Regions from separate parts of the Homo sapiens genome. Here region 2 is linked to region 1. Evidence: read pairs that join two places in POLR2A ChIA-PET (ENCODE). Cell type or tissue: PC-3. All regions are shown on one strand.

The links. Peaks named below come from ENCODE experiments on the same cell type or tissue, not always from the same donor. Only the 100,000 strongest peaks of a DNase experiment are listed, where the experiment ranks them.
Region 2: POLR2A ChIA-PET joins it to region 1 with 5 read pairs; 2 of 35 experiments call an interaction of 5 or more read pairs at or near these places.

Annotation. Positions count from the first base shown.
Region 1 is chr6:38,062,025-38,064,524 of GRCh38, forward strand. The region is part of intron 3 of ZFAND3 (zinc finger AN1-type containing 3); the gene reads left to right. Among named protein-coding and RNA genes, the nearest start is that of ZFAND3, 240 kb to the left of the region's middle. In PC-3, no CTCF peak of the experiment used is centred here; no DNase peak of the experiment used is centred here.
Region 2 is chr6:37,861,842-37,864,341 of GRCh38, forward strand. All of the region lies in intron 1 of ZFAND3 (zinc finger AN1-type containing 3), which reads left to right. Among named protein-coding and RNA genes, the nearest start is that of ZFAND3, 43 kb to the left of the region's middle. In PC-3, no CTCF peak of the experiment used is centred here; a DNase peak (open chromatin) is centred at 1,330; H3K27ac peaks cover 1,401 bases.

The DNA.
Region 1 (2,500 bases):
CATTAGAATCCACTGGGGGTTTTTAAAACAATTTTAATCTTTAGCACCATTCCCTCGTTCTCATTTAATTGATCTGGAGGGAGGCCCAGGGATCTGTTATTTTTAACTCCGCAGAGGATTTCTAATATGCAGCAAGGGACCAGTAAGGGATTCTAACCCTAAAACCCTAATTTAGGAGCCTTAGATTGAAGCTTTACCTCTGTCACTAACTGGGCCTTGACTGTTTCTAAGCATTTAACTGAGATAGCACTATACTTCATAGAACATAGGATGTTTAAAGGAAGGAGGAGATGGTATTACTCTTCTGTAAGTCTTCAGTGTTGGAATGCTATTATGTAGGTTAGAAGTTCACTGTCTACTTAATTTCTTTTTTTTTTTTTTAGATACTCACTCTGTTGCCCAGGCTGGAGTGCGGTTGTACCATCTCAGCTGACTGCAACCTCTACCTCCTGGGTTCAAGTGATTCTCCTGCCTCAGCCTCCTGAGTAGCTGGCATTACAGGTGCCTGCCACCATGCCTGGCTAATTAGTAGAAACAGGATCTCACCATGTTGGCCAAGCTGGTCTCGAACTCCTGACCTCAAATGATCTAACCACCTTGGTCTCCCAAAGTACTGGGATTACAGGCATGAGCCACCATGCCCAGCCCATTGTCTGCTTAATTTTTATAATGTCATAATATACATCTCTTTCCCTCCATCCCCCATCCCTGGCGGTATGTGAGATATACATCTCTTTTAGGGCACAAATATAGTTGATAGTATTTGTTGAAAATTATAGGGATATTATGACATAGTAGTTTTTGCCTTTTAAAAGCTCTACTTGGCCAAGCCAGGAGGATTGCTTGAGGCCAGGAATTTGAGACCAGCCTAGACAACATGGTGAGACTCTTGTCTCTACCAAAAAAAAAAAAAAATTAGCCAGGCGTGGTGGTGTGTGTTTATGGTCCCAGCTACTTGGGAAGCTGAGGCAGGAGGATCTCTTGAGCCCAGGAGTTCAGGGTTACAGTGGACTGTGGTCTTAACCATTACACTGCAGCCTTGTGAGACCTGGCCTTTTTTTTCTTTGAAAGCTAAGTTGAAATTTAGTATTTCAAGTTTCATGAATATCTAGAAACACAGTAGGTTAGAATGTTCTGTGTTCTGTATACTAACTTTGGAAAGGTTAGCAGAAAACAAATATTTATCTAAATCTGTCATAAACTGCTATATTTGGTAATATCGAGAATATAAAATAAGCAAGGTCATAGTCTTTGTCCTCAAAGAATTTGAAGGGGAAATTAAATATATTTGTTGTAGTTTATCAGTGGTTATCAACCAAGAGTGATCTCCCACCCCACAGCCCCAGAACATTTGATAATGTCTGGAGACCAGGAATGCTGCTAAATGTCCTGCATCACATAGGACAGTCCTCTGCAACAAAAAATCATTCAGCTCACGATACCAGTAATGATGAGCTTGACAAACCCTGATACATGTTTGCATACACCCATGTTGGTCCTTATGTATTAAAGACAGCAACTGTTGAAGGGCATTGACCTACTGAGGAAGTGGTGGTAAAGATGGATAGAAGGTGGTGAAGAGACATACTAGACAGAGTAGAATGAGCTGTGGAAGGAAAGCTGCATGGAGTTTCTCAATGGCAAATGACTGTCTTAGGGCCATTTGTGGAAGAGAATGAAAGACAAGGCTGGAAGGGTAAGTTGTGGCCAAGACATAGAGGCTAAATGTCCAGCTAAGCTATTTGGACTTGAGACAGTAGCCATGTTTTTGAGCAGAGGAGGTGATATTATTACAGTTCTTTGGAGAAGTAACCTTGGTTGTATTGAAAATGGAAAGGATTAAACAGGAATAACATTGCAAAGAAAGAATTTTTTAAATATTATAACTTATTGAATAGAGGCCAAGGTGTAGAAATCATATAAGAGGAGAAAAAAAAAAACGGTGAAAATGGTAGTGGTCATGCTAAGGCAGTAGATTTTGTTTTGTTTTAAAAAATCTTTTCAAGATCATGTACTTACTGAGGAGTTGATGACAGCTGTGGCCTCTTGTCCTAGAAAAATATACACCATCCATTTATACCCAATTTTGCATAAAATTTCTCTACAGCTTATTATGGCCCTTGGGTTAAGAACTCCTGGTCTAAGGAAAAAGTTGGTCAGGATCTCATCTGATGGAAACTGGATTGGATTCGTGCATACCAGGATCGGGCCACCACAAATCAATTCAAGCCACCAAAATGCATGTGAGGCTGAGATAACAGTAGCTACCATTTATTGAGCACTTTGTATATGAGACATTATTCTACATGCATATTTTCTCATTGTTTTTCGTGATAACCCAATGAGGTAGATAGTGTCATTATACTCATTCCATAGATGAGGAATTAGACACAAAAAGATTAAGTAATTTGCCTGTGGTCACAAACGAGTAGATACCAGAACCAGGATTCAAATTTAGGCATTTGGCTTCAGAGTTCATACTTTTAATCAGTTAATTCAC
Region 2 (2,500 bases), 200 kb before region 1:
ATTTCACTGTTTTTAGAGCCTTGTAAGCTTATTGAACTATTTCAAGTAGAAATAGAAAATATGTTGTATGTGTTTTGCTGCTCTGCATCATAAGCATTTTCTTATAATCTTTCCCAGTGTTGTCACTGATGCAAATGGAATAATTGATTCATAACATTCTTTCTTATTAAGTTGGGCTATGACTTCAGAATTATTTTTTAAAAATGTGCTCAAAGAGGAAATAGCCTAAGAAAATTTTATTTTTTAAGTTATGTTTTGATTTCTGTTTACTTTTTTATATGTTTACTTTTTATTGAATTTTTTAATGTTAAAAAATTTAATTTTTAAGTTATATTTTGATTTTTGTTGTTTTTTAACCATATGTTTACTTTTTATTGAATTTATTAATATTGCAAAGTTCTTGCACTGCCAAACCATGCCTAAGAATTCAAAGAAAGAAATGGTACAGTAGACGGCCTCATTCACCCATCATACAGTATCTTAAAACTTGATTCATGTACATTTTGATATTTTCATAGTCTTTTAAGAAGTTATAACGAGTTGGAATTTAAATCTGCTGCAGGGGCTGAGCACAGTGGCTCATGGCTATAATCCCAGCACCTTGGGAGGCTGAGGCTGGAGGATTGCTTGAGCCCAGGAGTTGAGACCTGGGTGACATAGTGAGACCCTATCTTTCCAAAAAAAAAAAAAAGAAAAAGCAGGCATGGTGGTGCTTGCCTATAGGCTCAGCTACTCAGGAGGTTGAGGTGGGCGGGCTCACTTGAGCTCACTCAGGAGGCTTGAGCTGGGGAGGTCAAGGCTGCAATGAGCTGTGATCGTGCCACAACACTCCAGCCTGGGTGACAGAGCGAGATCCTGTCTCTAAAAAAAACAAAACAAAACAAAAAAAAAACAAAGTGCCCTGGGCCTTCAGATGTCTAGCATAGTATGGTATTACAGAACATCTCCACGTATTCATGTCAGTTCATTCCTCAATAACATAACCCCTAACAAAATTTTGCTGGGAAAAAAAAATGGGTATTTTCCAGGGAAAATATTTGGGCCAACTTCCAACTGATTATTTGTTAACGTTTTTTTTTTTCTCAGATGAAGCCTTGTCTAACTAAAAATCCCCTATTTCTTATTTAATCACCCAGCCTCCCCTTGGCTTGCTCAGCTACTCACCCAAATCCATCAGAAGGCAGGCATCGAGTAATGGCAACACTATTGCTGTGGTTGGCAGGTCTTGTCAGGAGATACTGTAACCTTCCTAGGAGTCTGATTCCTGCGCTGACACTTTGATCAAGACTGAACTCCAATAGGAGAATGCTCCCACATCAGGATAAGTTTATTCACCTATTTGCTTTATTTACTCTTGCCAGAGGCAAGTCTGCAACTCCCTGCATTTGGCAAAGGGATTTATTAGAAGGAAACCCACATTCCACATCAAGTGGTCACATACCACTTTGAAATATTTCTATTGAATCAGATACAAAACTAGTAAATTGCCAGACTGTCTCATTAGGTGGAAAGAAACTTCTGTAATCCTGGGTAGGTTCCTCAAGTCCCTTTTAAGGACCAAAAACCGCAATTACTTTTGCACCAACCTACAGGTAGTTTAAACTGTAATTATTAAAAACAGAAGTGCTACATCACTTGTCTTTCACCCTGACTCTTCAAATGACAATAAAGACACACCAAAAGGTTGATAATAGAACTAGTGATTTCTTTGATTTTTAATGATGACCTGTTTTAGTGTTATTGCTTAACAGTTTTAGGTTTCACAGGTTTTTTTTTTTTTCTTTTTCAGTTTAACCAAAATGGTTTCTGAAACATATTTTCAAATGGGTAAGCAGTCATGGCTTTGATTATAGTATCCACTTAATTAGGACCAGGCAGTCAGTCATCTGTTCTGGGAGACAAACCAGTCCAGGACAAGTAGCGTTTGGACAATATGCCAAATCCTGTCACATCACATTGTTGCTCTAAAATGGGTGGATGGATTGGGTTGATGGCATACGCTAAGCTCCATGAGGGCAGGGATTGTGGCTGGACTAAGTCTAGTGGCAATTAAATAGAGCTCAAATTAAATAGAGCTTTTGCTTTGAGGTCTGAATCCATCTCCATGATTTGTCACTAGACTAGTGACAAACAGTGGCTGGGATAGCATATGTTGTTTAGACAGCTTTTGCTTGTTCTAAAAGTTTGAATGTGAATTGGGGTTTGCAACTCAAAATTTGTGTTTAATATTTGCACCTTATGTTTAATGAACATAAAGTTTGTGTAGGCCATGTGAAAATCAGAGACTGTATATTTGGCTGAATTGCTCTGTAATACATATATTTTATTTGGGAGCTCTCTGTATTACCGAGGACCAGGATAGAGACTCTTACTGTTTCTGACCTGATCATTTAAGGGCAGGTTTTTGCCAGGTTATGAGACTGATGCATCATGCCTTGACCAGTTAAGATTAGTGACAATTTAAATTTTCTGCTTTTGATTTAAGTAAAAATTCAAATTA